Regions from separate parts of the Mus musculus genome. Here region 2 is linked to region 1. The links are chromatin contacts, found by Hi-C or POLR2A ChIA-PET in ENCODE. All regions are on one chromosome and are shown on one strand. The core of a region is the stretch at or near the end of the contact, and the rest is flanking DNA. Distances in the headings are between cores, read along the strand shown.

What was found. Hi-C counts contacts between places; a loop is a spot of excess contacts on that map. ChIA-PET counts read pairs that join two places held with the same protein, here RNA polymerase II (POLR2A).
Region 2: a map of gastrocnemius shows a loop between it and region 1 (4-fold over the local background). The contact joins the promoter of Eprs here to the promoter of Iars2 in region 1. A Hi-C loop is called at or near these places in 12 of 37 maps with a recorded cell type or tissue (T-helper 1 cell, T-helper 2 cell, adrenal gland and 3 more). POLR2A ChIA-PET finds 5 or more read pairs at or near these places in 3 of 5 experiments (Patski and embryonic stem cell).

What each region holds. Positions count from the first base shown.
Region 1 is chr1:185,327,784-185,331,849 of GRCm38, forward strand. Iars2 (isoleucine-tRNA synthetase 2, mitochondrial) reads right to left here and starts at 1,618. Exons shown (of 23, transcript NM_198653.3): 1 at 1,238-1,618. The coding sequence starts at 1,504. It also overlaps a transcript of Bpnt1 not described here.
Region 2 is chr1:185,360,748-185,364,892 of GRCm38, forward strand. Eprs (glutamyl-prolyl-tRNA synthetase) reads left to right here and starts at 2,297. Exons shown (of 32, transcript NM_029735.2): 1 at 2,297-2,496. The coding sequence starts at 2,451.

The DNA of each region.
Region 1 (4,066 bases), core at 368-2,867:
ATAAATACATAGACCCTTATCAATACCTGGTCATCATTTATCCCATTCCAATCCATTCAGCCCAGAAATAGAACCTGGAAAACTTTTTGGAATAAACTAGAATTCTCTTAACACTTTCAGTAGTCTTTATTTATTTATTCTTAAGATTTTCTTTATTTTATTTATATAAGTACACTGTAGCTGTCTTCAGACACACCAGAAGAGGGCATCAGATCCCATTACAGATGGTTGTGAGCCACCACGTGGTTGCTGGGATTTGAACTCAGGACCTCTGGAAGAGCAATCAGTGCTCTTAACCACTGAGCCATCTCTCCAGCCCTTCAGTAGTCTTCAAAAATCCCAACAATTCTTCAGACTAAAGTGTAAACGTTTATGTGGCATGGTGGCTCTAAATTCTTAGCAAGTCTCTCAGTATTCACTACCTCAATACAGACCTGCTGAAAAACCTGTCTATTCCCAGTCCACTCTGCCACCCAAAACACACTGGTAATTTATTCTTTCAATTCTTTGGCCTCAATAATTCCCTAAATCCAAAGAATATTCAGGCTAACGCTATTCACTTAAGCAGTATTCCTGATTATCAGAAATATCTTAAATACTCTAGTGTGCAGACACTAACGAATGAATCTCAGACGTTAGCAAATTCAGTATGACATAGGAGACAGATACCGACGACACAGGGGACCCAGAAAAGGGCCGCTACTTTGTCCTTCAAAGAAATCATGATTCCTGTGAAAAACCTAAACATGTGACTAAGGTGGGGTTCAACCTCCCTTCTTTGGTAATACTTTTATAATGTTTTAAGTTTAGTTTTAAGTTTCTCTTTGATTATTCGTGTGTGGTGCACGCGAGCGCGGGTGCCTGCAGACAGAGGTCAGGCATCGGATCTTCTGGAGTTGGAGTTACAGGTGGTTGTGAACTGCCAGACTTGTGTGCTGGAAACGGAACGCGGATCCTCCGCAAGGGTGGCAAGCGCTCTTAGGCGCCGAGCTACCTCTCCAGCCCACTCCTGAAGTTTCATTTACACATGCTCACGCTGGCTACTTTCTGACAAGTGACAAAGGGAAAAGTGTGCAAAGCCGACTCGCTGGGAGCGGAAATCGGAAGGTGCTCGGTGCGGCTCCGGGCTTCACTTTGGAACCCGGCCCGCTGGGCGCTCGCCGGGGAAGCCGCGCGGCCTGCAGGGTTCCCGCAGAGCTGGCCCGCCCCGCCCTGCTCGGGTGGCCGCGTCCGGTACCTGCTGGATCTCCAGCTCCATGTCGGACTGCTGGCGGCCCAGCAGCTTCATCGGGAAGCTGGTCTGCGGCAGCAGCACCGTGTCACGGTATCTGCCGCCTTTCGAGCTGCTCTGGGGGCTGTCCGCCCCGGCCACGGATCGTACCACGAGCCTCCTCGTCATCCCCAGACACCCTAGGCGGCTGGGCAAACGGGCTGGCCCCCAGAAGCTCCCAGCCGCGGCGACCGCCGCCGCCCCGGGCCCGCGAGGGCACAGCCCCCAGTGCATGGTGGACGAGCCGGGCGGAGCCCTCCGCACACGGCCCACGGCAGCCGCCCGGTACCTAAAGGTAGAGACCCTTGAAGAGCTCGGCGGCGAGGAACTGCGCACGCGCTCCGGGGCGGAAGGGGCGGGGCAAGAGCAAGGGCGGGGTTTTCCGGCTTGGAAGTCTGTATCTCTACAGGTCTTTCATGAGGTCTAGTAGGGGTAGAGAGAGGTGTTTACTATCACTCGGCTTTCCCCAATCAGATACATTTAATTAACTTGTCCAGGGTCATAAACAAAAGTAGCAAAGCTAAAGCCGTGCAGTGGTGGTGCAGGGGATTAGTCCCAGCACATGGTGGCAGAGCCAGTCGGGTCTCCAAGTTCGAGGCTAGCCTGGTCTACAGAATGAGCTCCGCAGGACAGCCAGGGCTACACGGGTTTACAACTGTAATTTTGCCATTTTTGTGCCACACTTTAACAAAAATGTATAGAAAGTGACTACAAACAAGATAAAGGAAGGGGGGAAAGGTAAGCACAGGCAATTCATAAAAAAAATATAGCCAATGAATGCAAAACTATGCTCACCTTTGGGAGTCAGGATGACACAGAGCCATCTAATAGATTAGAACAAGCATGAAGTTTGGTAGCAAGTATCGAGAGAGTGGAAACGTGGACTGCCAGAGGTAGTATACAGCCTGTTTTGCCTTCTCATTTCCGTGTGTGTGTGTGTGCATATTTGCATGTGTGGGCATGCATCTATGTGTGCATGTGGAAGTCCTAGGTTGATGGTGGGAATCATCTTCCATGCCTCTTTCACCTCATTCAAGGAGTTAGGGTCTCTCAGAAACAAAGAGCTGGCCCATATGGTTAGTCTTTCTAAGCAGCTGGCTCGGGGGATGCGGGCCTTCCCCCGCACCTGGAATTATACACGGTGTTTAAGCGTTTTTGTGAATTCTCCTGTTTGTACCACCATCTCCCCTGCTCTGTAGTAAATGACAGCATTTACAATACCGTTCTCTGAACTGTAGTTTCCCATTTGAGAACCTGACTGACAGCTGTCATCTCACAGCAGCATGAAGAAAACATTACCACCAAACTCTCCAGAACAACTAGCTGTATTCAATCAACTAGGCTGTTTTCTGGGAAACCCTATGAGAAGATATGTAGCTGGTCTGAGCTACTTTGTGGATTCTTTTCCCATGCTTTATTCTCCCAGTTTCATCCTCTACCTCTAGATAGGAGAAGAACAATGATAGAGGAGAGAAAAAGAGATACAGACCCCAATCTTATTTTCTCTGTGAGCACAACTATGCCACCCTGTCTCCACTCTTTAGCATTTATATACCATCTGAAAAGTTGATTTCAAATATCATACAATCACAGAAATTATCCACAGGTAGCAAAACCACGCCTCTGCTAGGGCAAGAGGCAAATCAGAGTCAGCAGCCGCTGTCATAGTTGGATGGTCTGAAGCAGCCCCATATCCCCGCATCTGGGATTCAAGCAAAAACATTTGTTTGTCTGTTTTTTTAAAAACAAACAAAAACAAAAAAAACAAAACTCCAGAATTCTCCCTACAAAGATACTGTGAGCTCATGAAAGAGGCATACTTCCCAGAGTGCCGGTGGACTCTGCATCTCAGTGGCTAAGCTAAATCCATGAGAGAGAATGTATCTGTCCGTATTTATGGCAATTGTTACGCCGTTACAATGTAACTACAAAAACTAATGTATGGACTGTTAAGTTTTTTGTTTTGTTTTGTTTTGTTTTGTTTTGTTTTTTGATTTATTTATGTGTATGAGTCTTTGCCTGGGTGTATTTATGTGCACCATTTGTGTGTCTGGTACCAGAGGAGGTCAGAAGAGGTTGTGGAGCACCATGGAACTAGAGGTTTGGATAGTTGTGAGCCTGTGCTGGGAACCAAACCCCAGTGCTCTGGAAGAACGTGTGCTCCAAACTGCCTGCTGAGCCATCCCACCAGCATCCAGTGTACGGCTTTAGAGGGTGTGTGTTGTAGACATTTTTACCACACCTGAAAGGTATGTCTAAATACAGAGTAAATGAAATAAACTAAAGAAGTCTTTCCCAGGGCTGGAGAGGTGGCTCAGCTGTTAAGAGCACTGACTCCTCTTCCAGAGATCCTGAGTTCAATTCCCAGCGACCACATGGTGGTTCACAACCATCTGTAATGGAATCAGATGCCCTCTTCTGGTCTGTCTGAAGATAGCTGCAGTGTACTCATATACATAAAATAAATAAATTAAAAAAAAAAAGTCTTTCCCAATCCTAGCGATATGTAAGTGGTGTGTGTGGACATTTCTCGCTGGGCTGGTGAGAATAGGAGTGTGTAGTACAGGAAAAGCTGAGGTAGGACTGCCAAGAATTCGAGGCCTGCCTGAATGATACCGTGTGTGTGTTTATATGAATGTATATGAATATATGCATGTATATGAACAAATATATATTAACAAATATATATGAACAAATAAGTTATGGTTTGCCTCTATTAACTAAGGTTTGAGAGTCGCAGAAAACACATAAAAACAAAATCTTTTTATTATTATCCTCATAAAATAACGGCATGAG
Region 2 (4,145 bases), core at 1,047-3,546, 34 kb after region 1:
GAATCATTTTGGAAAAGGAATGTTTCCACCAGATTGGCCTGTGGTGCATTTTCTTGACTGATGATTGACGTGGGAGGGCCCAGCTCTGTATTCAGTGACATTCCTGAGATGGTGGTCCTGGGTACTATAAGAAAACAGGCTGAGCCAGCCCTGAAGAGCAACCCAGTAAATAGCGCCCCTCCATGGCTTCTATATCAGGTTCCTGCCTCCAGGTTCCTGCTTGAATCCCTGCTCCTACTCAGCTGCAGTGATGGACTGTTATCTGGAAGTGTGAGATAAAATAAGCCTGCCCCCATCCCAAGTTGCTTTTGGCCATAGTGTTTTATGAGAGCAACAGAATTTCTAACTAAGACACCCTGCAATCTGAGTTATATATGTTTGTGAGCCACCATGTAGGTTCCAGGAATTAAACCAGAATCCTCTGTGAGAGCAGCCACTGTTCTTAACTGCTGAGACACTCCTTATCCCCACCCCCTAAGTAAACATTTTAAAGTAGCTCAGTGGTGATTTCCCCAGCATGCATCAGGGCTTCGGATACAGGATTGGGGAAACGCCTCATTTTTGTGACATAACCCATTTTCTGCAGTTTGTTTGTTTGGTTTTTTTGGTTGGTTGGGTTTTTTTTTTTTTTTTTTTTTTTTTTTTTTTTTTTTTTTTTTTTGTAAATAGAGTTCTTTAGTTATTTCAGGTCAATCCTTGTGATAGATAGGTAGATATAGAGATTCTGCCTCAGACGATCAAACCAACAAATAAGTATAGTAATGGTTAAAAGACAAGAACTTCAAGAAAGACTTCAGGACTCAGTGTTTAGTATCTTAAGAGTAGAACACTTGCAGAGCCTTGGCTAGATTGCTCAGATGCAAAACCAAAAGCACACTGCTGCCCTAATATTTGTCCTGTTTCCGGGTGTATAAGTAGGCATCTTTCAGGGGGGTTTCTAATCCAAATTCTCTGTGATGCATGTGTTTGCCCAGGGCATTTTCCAAAAGTTCAAGTTCAAGGTGCAGGCGAGATTTCAGAAGCAGTACATATTTACCCTTACCTTCCAATAGCCTCAGGAATGTGCCAATGTTTTCATGTAACTATAGGGTAGCTATTTCTTTGGGTCCCTGCCTCTGAACCAGCATTTATACACAGCCATTTTGCAGCCGGCAAGGTACTTCTATTACAAAGGAATGAAAGAAGGCACCAGCCAGTGCACTTAATGCCATTTTGTTTCTTCTCTGACTCAATCCCCTACCCCCAGTCATACTCTTCTCTAATTACCTTGGATTCCAGAAATGACAAGACAAGTCTATCATGAAGACCTCCTCAGAGGCAGCCACTATGATTCAAAGTTGGAGTTTACTATGTGATTTTTTTTTTTTTTAAAGCATGGGAGTTGACAGGTGCTCCAAAGAGGACGCATACCACAGTCACACTTCATGGTCTTAGCAAGAACACTGAAGTTATTATTTTTAAAGGTTATTAAGGAATTTGGTCATGGGCTGTTCCTGAATTGTTCTTTTGTTTCCACTGTGAACACAAGTTAACTGTTGTGAGGTTCGCAGACCATCCTTAAGCTCACATACGCGTAGGCCTCCAGCCTGAATTATTATTATTGGTTTTTTGAGACAGGGTTTCTCTGTATAGCCTGAATTATTATTAACCCTCTCATTTGAAGATGCTTCTCTCTAAAACAGACAAACAAAACCCCCAAACATTGTCAATATTGGCAGGCTTCACTACAGATAGTAACATCTGGAAATCTTGATTCTCAGGGCCAGGAGGCCCAGCAAGCAGGTCCTTTTTCTCTTTGTCCCCATAGTTTTCTGTATTTCTAGCTTGCCTCCTAGATGCTGGGACGTGCACCACACCAAACAATCCTGAAAATATTTCCTTTTAGAGAAGACTGAAGGGAAGCTCCCTTATACCCAGTGTAGCTCGTCGACTTTGTGCATGGATGTGCCACTGCCCCAGAATGGACTAGTCTATCGTCCGCCTGCTTCCCTCACTTTCCGATGGGTCTTAACGGCTGTTCCTTTTCCACAACGGAGTGGCACCTCACGGGTGCCCAGTCCTGCTGCCAAGAGGCAACTGGAGCGTGCGGTTAAGGTGGAGGCGACGCACGGCGATTACGTTCAATAGCGTTCGCCAGACGTCAGTATCCGCGGGCCGGGGACGGGAGAGAGGCTGAAATGTCGTGGGCGCGCAGCGATGACGCACAGAGTAGCCTGCCTTGACCTCTCTGCAGTCGTGGCGCGTGGAGTGGGGCGGAGCGAAGGCTGCCTTGGCGGGCGCATATTTATGACGTGTCGTAGCGTGCGCACCGACTCCGGCGGTGGCGGCCCGTGGGGAGGAGTCAGGGCTGCGGTGCCTTCGGTCGCGCGCACACGTTGCATCTCCTTGCTTCCACCTGAACCCTCGCCGCCAGGAAGGCAGCCCGACGAGTAGACCGCAGCTCCTGGGAGATGGCGGCGCTGTGCCTCACGGTGAACGCCGGAAACCCTCCGCTGGGTAAGGGCGCCGCCGACCCGCGCGGGTTGCATCAGCGCGTGGGTGCGGGGCTGGTGCCGCGGCGGTCACGCCGAACGAGCCTCCCGCCCCGGGACGGACGGGCCTGTTCTGCTCTGCGGGGAACCCAGCCCCGCGTGGCCCCGGCCTCTGTCCGCTCGGGGCGCCGTCTCCCGAGGCCCGCTGTCCCGGGAGTGGGGGGACAGGACCAGAGCCCCGCGGGGAGACACGAGACTATGGCTGCGACTCTGCCAGGGTCCCAAGTGGCTTTTGAAGTGGAATTAAAACCCCAACTGTCTGTCCGGCCCGTCCTTTTAATGCGATCTAGGAACCTCCCGCCCCTTCCCCACCTCTCAGGAGATCTGAATTCACTTGCCCCACTTTCCCTTCGGTTGTCGAGTTAAAGGGAGCAAGGTAGACTTTTCTGTCAGCACTTGGAATTTTTACTGAGGCTGCGTTGGCTTGTGGTCGAAGGCTGTAATTACGGAAAGCCGTAGGAACGCTGCGGACTAATGCTACTGGCTGTTTTACTACACACCCCGTGGACGTAGTCCAGGCTCGAGTAAACGTCATCCTACGTTCCATTCGAAATTGATTTTTCAAAGTGGCTAACGCTATTGCTAGCTAGTTTAAAATTTCTGTCTTTTCATTACTTTGGGAAACAACCCAAAAATTTTATCATGTAGACTTGGAAGTACTTTTTCTAATACTCAAAAAGTCAGCCCCTTGAATACAATTGGCCATGTGGGGCTGATGAAATTTCTTGCAACCTCAACTTTGACAGCAGTCTGCGCCTATTGGAGTGAAAAGACATTTATTTATGTATTAATGCGCTGGGAAACAGCTCAGGGAGCTTTGCATTGTAGGCAAGCACTTGACTGTTGAGCCACACTCACCAGCCCTAAAAATAGACTGTAGCAATCGCTTGAAATGTTCTAAAATGATAACATTTTAGCATGTTAGTTCCAGTCTCTGTATGCTAACCTCACAACAAATCCATGAGCCCTGAAAGAAGTAGATGTGATTCTTGGTTTGAAACGGCACTAGGTAGATGATGCTGACCTCGTGGCTAATCCTGGAGGCCTGAGTTCTGCCCGCTGCGGAGTGCAGTTGAGATTCCTTGATTTGTTCTGTAAGGAAGAAGGAAACCTTTCCAGCGCTGGTTGCCAGAATTTAGTGAGACTACAGGAAGAGTTTTTTCACATTTTAGCTGTTCAGTGCATAGCTAAACTATAGGTTTGGTTTTTTTTTGTTTTTGTTCCCCCCCCCCCCCCCCGGAGGGGTGGGGTGTGTGTGTGAGGTTTTTTGTGTTTGTAAAAACTGCCTTGAAAAATCACTGCAGGGGACCATGAAGTCTGTATCCTTAAAACTCAGAATCAAATTCTGCTGGTATTCTGGAAAACACTCTTAAATTTGGTTTGCATTTTGAACTCTAAGCCAGTTAGAGAATGTATATTATTTTTCTGCTTGCACCTCTTTCTCTTATTTTAATTTTTTATTGCCTATAGATCAGATATATATTCTCTTTTAAGTAATAAAATTGGATTAAATATTTAGAAAAAACCCATCACATTGTGAGGATTTTATGGCTTTAACATGTCATTTTGTGAGAGTGTGTGTGTGCTAAAACACTTTCAAACTCACACATAGAA